Regions from separate parts of the Homo sapiens genome. Here region 1 is linked to region 2. A link is a contact called in ENCODE Hi-C or POLR2A ChIA-PET data. All regions are on one chromosome and are shown on one strand. Each heading gives the region's core, a stretch centred on a gene start or an enhancer-like site at or near the end of the contact. The rest is flanking DNA. Distances are from core to core; before and after follow the strand shown. Region 1 overlaps PTPRR (protein tyrosine phosphatase receptor type R). Region 2 has its middle 17 kb from the start of PTPRB-AS1.

Region 1 (5,334 bases), core at 1,489-3,988, 270 kb after region 2:
CGAGGCTGCCCGGCCCCATCCTTTCCAGAAGATCATATCTACAGCAAAACGGTGCTTTATCCTAGAAATCCCTTTTCAATCCAAATCCTAATGGAACTCCTTGACAACCCCTTGACTAAATTACATTAGTAATATAGTTCCTAACAATTTCCTTTGTTAGGAAGGGGAGCAAAAGGGCAAAAAAAAAAATCATTTTTTTAAAAAAATAATGAAAATTGCAAAGGCTTAAATACTGAAAGAATTGCTTGCCTCTACAACAAATCTGTATCATTACTAACAAGCGATAAAAGGCCTTCCGATGGATACCAAATGAGAACCTTCCAGAGGGCCACGGGCGCCCAGCTGGAAACCCCTGCTAAGAGCATCTGCAGTCTGAACCCACAGTGACTGCGCGTCTTCTCTGGATGCCATTAACAGACCTCTGCGAAGGGAGGCTTCGGCTGCTCCACGTCAGCTTTAGGATTGGTACGTGGCCCTTTCTTTGTTTATCTGATTTGCCTTTAAATCTTACAATGGCAACAAGTGTCTCAAGTAGGATTGTTGAGGACAGAGAAACAATGCTCAAATGTCCTTTGAACAAAACCAAGAGCCCACCCTGCCGACGACCCTGAAACCTCTCCTGTCTGTAAGTGGCGCACAAGCGCCACCTGGAGGGTGCAAGGCGCAACCATCGCTCTTCTCAAAGTGGAATTGGTCTGTGTTAGGCTGAAGAGATTATTTTATTTTAAAATGCTTCCATTCCTCCACTGAAAAAATTTAATATAGTCTAATTATGAATATGGAGAAGGTGGAAAAAGAAAAATCCTCGGGTGCCTTAGTCATTAGGGGAAGCAGGAAATAGAAACAAGCGTGAGATCTGGGGGCACATTACCTGGGCTCGAATCCTATCTCTGCAGTAATGTACTCTGCGACCATGGAAATGTGCTTGAATGCCTGTGTCTCCGTTTCCTTATCATTAAATTTGAGATGATATAATTTACCCACCTGAGGTGGATATGAGGAGGAAATGATTTTATATATCTGTGATGCATCTTGTACAGTACCTGGCATATAGCAACTGCTCCACAAATGTTAGGTATAGGCATAGACTTACCAAGTCTTTTCCAGTTTTTTCCTCTCTATGTAGAGGTATTGCTCTGTTACCCTGGTAATTTTTTTTTTTTTTTTTTTTGAGACAGGGTCTTGCTCTGTCGCCCAGGCTGGAGTGCAGTTGCATGACCTCAGCTCACTGCAACCTCCAACTCCCGGGTTCAAGCGATTCTCCTGCCTCAGTCTCCAGAGTAGCTGGCTAATTTTTGTATTTTTAGTAGAGACAGGGTTTCTCCATGTTGCCCAGGCTGGTCTTGAACTGGTCTCAAGTGATCCCCCAGGCTTGGCCTCCCAAATTGCTAGGACTTACAGGCGTGAGCCACCACACCTGGCTCAGGTACATTTTTCTTATTGGTACTACCACTAGGCCCTAGGATATTATCCTATATTTGAATATGCTTGATACATAATCTTATTTCACCCCACTCCCTCATCTTCGACTCCAATAACTTTTTCTATTTGGTTTCAGATTAAAGCTCAGATTTGGTTCTTCACTGAATAGGGTTTGCCTATATAGAGGTGCTCCTTAACAGCACTGCTTTCTAGTATAAGCATGTCAACACAGGTTTAGTTATTTAAAATGCATATCTTATATAAACCAGATAATCCACAAAAACACTCGTGCCATATTCCCCTAAAAGAAATGTGTTGCAGGCATATACCCATTGTTACTTCTCTTGCTTGGAAGTCCTGCAAAAGCTCTTACTTACACATGGTACTGCCAAATATCCTAAAGTTCTCCAGTTAGAAATAGGTTAGAAATATACCGAGGAGTTAGAAATATACTGAGGAGAACCAAGAGAACAGTTTTGATTAGAGTCTGAGTCAGTCAACATTGCACATATATAAAACTTCTGTCTAAGAATAGGTAATTTATCTATCCTGGCAGAGCATTTCATGAGGGGCACCGCTATTGTGAATAACAATGGACAGCCACCTCCCTTGGGCACAACCCTTTCCTCGGCTGATGGAACAGCAGGTGGAAAGAAGAGCAGGCACACGGTGGATAGCTCCTGTCCAAATAGATTATCACACAAATCAAAAGGTGGACTATTGTGGGGGAGGAATTATAAAATATATTTCAACACATTTTAGGTATTTGGCAGGATTCTGTTTGGGTTCACCATCAGCTTTCTTATAGGGCCTTGGCAAATGCAGTTTCCCTGACTGCTTAGAAATATTTATGATCTTGGGCTTTTTTCTACTAGGCAAAACTGGAATTATGAATTCTGCACAGTATAGGATTCATAACACCGCAAACTTTTCTAGCCCGTTTAATCTTTATTTCACAGGCCTAGCTTTTCTATGGAAGATACCGTAGTGAACAAATAAACAAAGTGGATTGAAATTCGCCCTGCTAATATATCCAGGAAAGGAATCGTTGGGAGGATAGTTGGATGATTATTGGAACTGGCAGGTCAGTGAGGGCAGCAGACTCTCAAAGAGCATGAACATGCTGACCAATTCATTAGAGACTCTACAGCCCAAATTGACCCCAATTTAAAATGTATCCAAATTTTGGCATGGGAAGTATTGTATTAAGAAATAAGAACAAACTAGCAGAGTTTGTTTTCAAAATGAGGGAGGCATAGATGAAAAATGGCTAAAGGCTTTTTTACCCTTTGAAAAATCTGTCCCGGCTATGCGCCCCCCGTGGACGCTTCCTTTCCCACCCACTCCTTTCCTGCTTTCTTACTACCAGAACCCAGGGTCCTTTTAGGTCTTGTGCCTAGGACTTGCAAATGCCTCGGGTGAATAAGAATGCTTTTCCTGTGTAAGAGCACAAGACATTTTAGGAACAGGAAAAGCCTATCCGGTCCAACATACCTGCCCTTTTTAGGTTTATCTAAATCCCACCTTCCTGCATTGTTACCTTCCTTCATCTTCCTATATAGAGATAACATTTCTTGTATGTTTCTCATGATCTCTCCTGTCACTAGACCTGATAAAATTAGACCTATATTTTAGTACCACTCTCGTTAAAACAAATGATTTCTGAAAAGAGTTCGCAAGGCTAGTAAACAGTTTGTAATTTTTCTTTTTTAAGAGTCATAAACCATGAGTTTGAAAGAGGAGACTCCAAAGAAGCTTGACTTGGAGGGACGCGGAGGTCATCCGGCTTGACTTTGTGCTTAGCTTTTATTTATGAGTTATCTTATTTGCCAGAATCTGGGTACCAACATTTTCTCTCAGAGTGTTCAGTGACGAGGGATATGTTTATTTGGGATAAGACTCATTATGAAGAAAATATGCAGGTGGCTAAAGATTAATTACAAGCAGCAGAGGCCTGTTAAAAAGCTTAACATTCTCTGAGCCCTTCCTTGCCCCCTGTTTCACAGTTCATATCTGGAATTTACAATAGAGTGAGGTAAGCCACCCGCCGTCATAAAGAAGGTGAGATATTTATTGAACAGATGTTTCATTACTCAAGAAAATTCACATTTTCAAGTAAAAAGCCAAAAGATGGGCCTTCCACCCAAGTCCCTGAAAAAGATTCTTGGCAGCATTTATATTTAGTGCCTACAAGTTTTACGCACTGAGTTTTTACTGTTTAGATGTGCGGGTCAACAAATCACTGAGAAGACACCAAAACTGTCTGCCAGATGTCGACCACTGATTAATTTGTCTTAAGTTCAGCCAAAAGGGAAGAAAATATGATGGGTGGAGCATGAACAGCAAGCACAATCAACATCTGACCAACCAGGGTTTCCTGTCACCTTGGGAACAAAATTGATTGGCACTGGTTTCCTGTGTACAAGTTAAAAACCAGTAGCAACTGCAGTAACAAGAATAAACTACAGATAAGAGACTTGGAAATTAAATCAAGGCACATCACCAAAATTTCAGCTTGCAACCCTAAGCAGAAAAGTTCCAAGAGAACTTTTTGAGGGCTTTTTTTTTTCCCCTTTTAAGCTATTTTGTATGTAAACTTAATTTTTCTAATTTTGCCACTTCTGGCAATCTGAAATCATTAAAAAGGACACAATTCAAATTTATGTTAGAGGTCATAAATTTTGCCCAGGACTCAATATTTTCTCATTTTTCCAAAGATAAAATCTTATTTATGCATTATAGCGACTTGGTTTTCACTTTATCTTGAATTATAGCTTTTAAGAGGCAGAAAGAATCCTTTTTATAAGGACAGTCTCAAGTGTACACACAGATTAAATATTACAAATATAGGTTGCAAATAAAACTTTCAAAATGTGGGATTATAGGAAGCAAAAGAGAACCAACCAAAGCATCAACAAATTTACCTTTTTGTTTTTTTTAAAGATTTTTCTTATTTCCTTAGCTGCTTTTGCATTAGCATTAAATAACATTCTTATTGGAGTGGTATGTGCATGGCCCAACTCAATTTTATTTGCTTTTAGTGTGAATCTGAAGTTTTATTTTTTATTGCTTTATTCATTTATTTACAGAAACTTGTTAAGCACCTAAATATGTAGAGGCATGTCTATAAATTAAGGAGCATGGCAATTTGCTCTTTATTTTTAAAAATTCACAGTGAGAGACTCCCCAAAATTAGACAAACACACAAAAAAAGATACAGATTTTTGAGGAAGAATGAAATAGGAGAGCAAAATGTTTGCAAAATATGCTTTCTTTGATAGTCTAAGTTGGAAGTTGTAAAAAATGACCATTTTGGTTATAAGAGGTTTTTTAAGTTACTTCATATCCTTTCATTCTATTCTTCCAATTTCAGAATCACTTCCAAAATGTATTCATTCATTTTATAAGTGTATATAAATTGCAAAATACTCCTCATACTGAATTTTAGAATTCATGCTACTTCTGCTGTCACTACCAGTATAGTGGTTAAGAGTGGATTATGGAGCCAGACTGCCGGGGGTTCAAATTCAGGTTCTACCCTTTAAGACTGTGTCACCTTGGGCAACTTAACCTGTATGTGCCCAGTTTTCTCATCTGTAAAATGGGGATACAACTTGTGCACGTGCTTCACTGGAATTCTATGAGGCTTAATTGAGATAATATGTGTGAAACACAACAGGGCTTGATAACGTAATAAATGCAACAGTGTAACTCTTAACTGGTATTATTAATGTTTTTTATTACTACTGCACTGCTATTGCTGCTGTTTCTGCTACCAAGACACCTTCAGTGCTACTGCTACCCTTGTTGCAGCTTCCTCTGTGTTTCTGGCCATTGTAGTGATATATTCTCAGGTTGTTGCTATTACTGACCCCTATTGGTAGTTACCACTGCTACTGCTACTGTTACAAG
Region 2 (5,468 bases), core at 110-2,609:
TCTGGGCCAGATGAGTTGTAGTGCCTACATTCTGGCATGCTTTAATAAACACACTGATTTCAGTGGCAGTGGCTCGGACTGGGGTTATTGCTGCCTGACAATCCTTATTTGCATTTTCAAAAGCCAATTACAACTTAAGAAGTCTGGTGGCTTCAGGATGGGGTACCTGTCTTTTGATTGCAGCCTGCAATTGGTTGATAAATTCAATGTATGTTTCTGTTGCATCCTGTCTAACCATCACAAAGGAACCCTGGGATTGTCCCACGGGTATCCTCTTCCATACTTGTATGGCTAGCTGCGAGCATTGAGGAAATCAACTGCTGTCCACCTGAGCCTGAGCCTGAGCTGAAGAAAAGGCCCTGTTACCAATAGCATATAAAGCTGTATCAGGATATCATTATCCAAAATTTGTAATCATTGCTGCATGGCTAAATGACTGTACTCGCTCCCCCACACAGTATATTCGGCAGCTGAAACCAAAACTTTTACCAGAGTGTCTTCTTTATGCCCTACTGAAGGGAGTGAAGTGGGGCGAGGAGCCCCTCTTTGTTGTTCTGGTTCCTGTGTACCCTTTCCCTTTAAATCTTCTGAATTCCCTTCAGGTGAAGAAAATGGGTGATGTGACTCATCACAGTCTGGCATATCAAAAGGGTATAACGCAGAGTGTAACCAACTCCAGGTGGTCAAAACGGTAACATTAGCAAAATGGCCCTGCTCCAATCCTCTTTTCAGGCAGCAACGCACCTGCTCCCATAACTTTAAATCTAATGTTCCTTGATCATGTAACCAAGGGCATTCCTGCCAAATTAAAAGCATAAGCTTATGCAAAGCTTCGGACTCTACAGTGCACTGGATAGCCTTAAGTAATTGTTGCACCATTTTATAAAAAACTTTCTGCTCTTTGGTCAACTCCTGACTCATGGTAACCCGACCCTTGGTATTATACACTTTGGTCACATCCTCCTGAAAACGGGTTGGGACTGTTCCTTACTGGTATTCCCCAAAGATTGGTGAGTCATCCTACTCCACGTGTAACTTCAAAGCAGTCGCATCAGGGTCACCACTTGCAGGTTGCTCTGCAGTGAACGCCGAGAAATAAGTATTCATACAATTACAATGAACGGGGTGGGGAGCAGCTCCTTCAAGGGATTGCTGCTTTAAGATCTGTCTGTCAAGTATTTGTTGAGAAGGCTTGTTAAACTACAATTTAGACAAACAAGAAACATCCACCAGGTGGCTATTTGGGGGTCAGGTCATGAGGTACATATGGCCTTATTTATTACATCTGAAAGCACTCAAACCACATTCTTAGGATGCTGTCTTCAGCACTCCTTATCACACATCCTGTTCCTTGTCCTGTTTTCAGAGTCAAGGAGTTACAGTATCATGCACAAACAACATACACACAGTGCCTTAGTATTTTTCCATGCCTCAACCTCAAATGCCTTGTATATAAGCTTGAATGTATTGTCGTACACCCCCACACACTGAGCAGCAAAGCATTGAAGATGTCGCCTGGCTGCTTCTAACAGCATATGGTCATATGTGTGAGCAAAGAGATGTCTGAAACTGGAAGTTATATTTAAAGGGGAAGCAGGGCATAAAAGTTTAGAATATTTGCAGTCTGACCATGCACTAGAAAAGAAAACCCCATTTTCTGGGAGGAATTCAAGCCATCTACAGAAATTTGCATAAGTAACATTGCAGAATGTTAATAGCCAAGACAATGGGGAAAATGCCTTGAAAGCATTTCAGAGAACTTTGTAGCAGCCCCTCCCATCACAAGCCCAGAGGTCTTGGAGAGAAGAATGGTTTCATGGTCCAGGCCCAGGGCCCTGCTGCCCTGCACAACCATGGGACATTGCTCCCTGTGTCCCAGCCACTCAAGTGCCAGTTGTAGCTAAAAGGGCCCCAGATACATGTTAACCCACTGCTCTAGAGGGTGTCAGCCATAAGACTTAGTGGCTTTCATGTGGTGTTAAGCCTGCAGATGCACAGAGCACAAGAGTTGTGGCTTGGAAGCCTCAGCCTAGATATCAGAGGATGTATGGAAATGCCTGGATGTCCAGGCAGAAGTCTGCTGCAGGGGCAGAGGCCTCATGGAGAACTTCTACTGGGACAGTGCAGAGGGGAAATGTGGGGTTGGAGCCCCCACACAGAGTCCCCATGGGGGCACTACCTAGTGGAGCTGAGAAGAGGGCCAGCATCCTCTATATCCCAGACAGATAGATCCACTAGCAGCTTGCACCATGTACCTGAAAAAGCCACAAGCACTCAGCGCCAGCCCTGGGACCTGAGCGCAGCAGAGCCACAGGGGCAGAACAGCCCAAGGCTTTGGGAGCCCACCCCTTGCATCAGTGTGGCCTGGATACAGGACATGGAGTCAAAGAAGATTATATCAGAGCTTTAAGATTTAATGACTACCCTAGTAGTCATTATCTAAAGCTGGGCTTCAGAATTGTATGAGGCCTGTAGCCCCTTTGTTTTGACTAATTTATCTCTTTTGGAATGGGTTCATTTACCCAATGCCTGTACCCTCATTGTATCTTGGAAGTAACTAACTTGTTTTTTATTTTACTGGCTCATAAGCAGTAGGGACTTGCTTTGTCTCACAAGAAACTTTGGACTATAGATTTTTCACTTAATGCTAAAATGAGTTGAGACTGGGGGGATGTTGAGAAGGGCTAATTGTATTTCACAATATGAGAAAGACATGATATTTGGGAGGGGACAGAGGCAGAATGGTATGGTTTTGATGTGTCCCTGCCCAAGCCTCATGTCAAATTGTAATCCCTAATGTTGGAGGAGGGGCCTGATAAGAGGTGATTGGATCATGGGGGCAGATTTCCTCCTTGCTGTTCTCATGATAGCAAGTGAGTTCTCATGAGATTTGGTTGTTTAAAAGTGTGTAGCACCTCTCCCTGTATTCTCTTCTTCCTGCTCCAGCCATGCTTCCCCTTCACCTTCCACCATGATTGTAAGTTTCCTGAAGCCTCCCCAGCCATGCTTCCAGTACAGTCTATGAACTGTGAGCCAATTAAACCTCTTTTGTTTATAAACTACCCAGTCTCAGGTAGTTCTTTATAGAAATGTGAGAATGGACTAATACAATGAGTCATACTTTAAGACCAAACAGGAAATTATCAGGCTGAATATGTCATCACAGATCTCAACTAACACCTGGAATAATAATTTGTTATTATCATTATTATTTCTTTCTTAGACAAGATCTCACTTTGTCACTCAGACTGGAGTACAGTGGTGTGATCATGGCTCACTGTAGCCTTGATCACCCGGGCTCAAGCAATTCTCCCACCTCAGCTTCCTGGGTAGCTGGGACCACAGGTGTGTGCCAGCACACCCTGCTAATTTTTAAATTATTTGTAGGGACAAGGTCTCACTATGTTGCCCAGGATGGTATTGAACTCCTGGGCTGAAGTGCCTCAGCTTCCTAAAGTGCTGGGATTACAGGAAAGAGCACTTTCCCTAGAATAAAGCCCACCCTAGAATAATGATATTTTACTGAATCCAAAGTATATACAGGAGGCAGAATTTATTGTATTCACCATGACTTGTCAACAAACTAGAGATAAGAGAATTAATACCAATGGCAAGAGGTGGGGAAAGTTTTAAATAACTAAGAATATTGATATCTGCAGAGGAAAAAGCAAATAAAAATAGTCAAAGGATTAAGTGTTCTAATGTTTCTTAAGGAGGTAGAATGCCAAACAAAAGGGATAATCCGAAGATTGAAGGAAATGCCTTACCTGGTCATTATGACAGATGAACGACTCCCACTAAGAATCCTGTTTTCGTAATACCACAGGAGGCCATATTATTGGAGAGTTCAAAGAAGTTACTACAAAATACCAAAGATTAGCTCCAAAATTAGGAAAAAAGTTTTATTAGGACAACAATTAATCAAGTTTTGCCTCATGATCCTCACCTTTGAACTTATCTTAGTTACAGAAAATTATTTGCCTTCAAACACCTGTCTTGTCTGGGCACAGTGGTTCATGCCTGTAATCCCAGCACTTTGAGAGGCCGAGGCGGGCAGATCACCAGAGGTCAGGAGTTTGAGACCAGCCTGACCAACACGGTGAAACCTCGTCTCTACTAAAAATACAAAAATTAGCCAGGCATGGTGGTGCTTGCCTGTAATCCCAGTGACTGGGGAGGCTGAGGCAAGAGAATCACTTGGACCCAGGAGGCGGAGGTTGCAGTGAGCTGAGATCGTGCCATTGCACTGCAGCCTGGGCAACAGAGCAAGACTCCATCTCAAAAACTAAAAAACGAACAAACAAACAAAACACACCTGTCTTAAACGATTTGCGTTCAGATGCCCAAACCGTATAAATATCCTTCCCTAACTTTCTCTTTTTGAGTCACTGCGAAGACTTTGTTAAAATAGTCTCCTTTGGAATAAATTTAATAAACTCAGCTTTGTTTGGTCAACAGCTTTTTCTGGGATCTCCAACCAAATTCTTCTGGTTGAAACCATGAAGCAGCCTTTGGTTTCTTTAGAAGTTATTTAGTACTACTAGCCAGATTGACTAAATGTCTTTCTTGGAAGTGTGTGAGACACTTTGAGATAAAAGATGATTGGTGACATAATGTATGGAAAGATAATGTATGCAAATGCTTAATGCTTGGTATAGTTTCTGGCACAATGTAGGTGTTCAATGAATGTTAGCTATATTAAAATCCCCTAATTTGGCCAGGCACGGTGGCTCCTGCCTGTAGTCCCAGCATTTTGGGAGGCAGAGACAGGTGGATAGCTTGAGCTCAGGAGTTTGAGACCAGCCTGTGCAACATGGCAAAACCCCATCTCTACAAAAAATATAAAAAATTAGTTGGGTATGGTGGTGTGCACCCTGTAGTCCCAGCTACTTGGGAGGCTGAGATGAGATAATCTCTTGATCTGGGAGGCAGAGGTTGCAGTGAGCAGAGATTGTGCCACTGTACTGCAGCCTGGGTAATAGAGCAAGACTCAGTCTCAAAAAAAAAAAAAAATCCGAATTCTCCATTTCTTCCTTACTTGGACCCCCAGGCAGCCTTCAAATTCCAGGCTAATTGTCTCTGAATTAAAGCTCTGATTTATAAATCATCACTGGTTTCCATCGATGTGATTGGCAGAGATCATTTTTTTTTCTTCCCTCCTATCCTTTGACTCCTGTTCTCCTCTATTACCACCAGCAAGCTGAGGGAGGAATTCAACTCCACATTTGCCCCTCTTTAGCTGTCTTAGAGGAATTTTTCCTGAGGGGAATTAACTCTGAGTAGAGGACCTCGGTTCATTGATGTTTTATTTTAATGATGAAAGGTGGGCTGGGCGCAGTGGCTCACGCCTGTAATCCCAGCATTTTGAGAGGCCGAGGAGGGCGGATCACGAGGTCAGGAGATCGAGACCATCCTGGCTAACACGGTGAAATTCCGTTTCTACTAAAAATACAAAAAATTAGCCGGGC

Evidence for each region. Hi-C counts contacts between places; a loop is a spot of excess contacts on that map. ChIA-PET counts read pairs that join two places held with the same protein, here RNA polymerase II (POLR2A).
Region 1: a loop to region 2 is called in a map of endothelial cell of umbilical vein, with 2.7 times the contacts of the local background. The contact joins two enhancer-like sites. A Hi-C loop is called at or near these places in 1 of 168 maps with a recorded cell type or tissue (endothelial cell of umbilical vein). POLR2A ChIA-PET finds 5 or more read pairs at or near these places in 2 of 52 experiments (activated T-cell and activated naive CD4-positive, alpha-beta T cell).

The regions. Positions count from the first base shown.
Region 1 is chr12:70,719,359-70,724,692 of GRCh38, forward strand. All of the region lies in intron 6 of PTPRR (protein tyrosine phosphatase receptor type R), which reads right to left. It overlaps LOC124902960 (a long non-coding RNA gene), which reads left to right. Exons shown (of 2, transcript XR_007063361.1): 1 at 1-465. Among named protein-coding and RNA genes, the nearest start is that of PTPRB, 85 kb to the left of the region's middle. Within about 2 kb of position 2,739, at least 3 of the 41 ENCODE cell types and tissues checked have a DNase peak (open chromatin) inside an H3K27ac peak, as active enhancers do.
Region 2 is chr12:70,448,617-70,454,084 of GRCh38, forward strand. No RefSeq gene overlaps it. Among named protein-coding and RNA genes, the nearest start is that of PTPRB-AS1, 17 kb to the right of the region's middle. Within about 2 kb of position 1,360, at least 3 of the 41 ENCODE cell types and tissues checked have a DNase peak (open chromatin) inside an H3K27ac peak, as active enhancers do.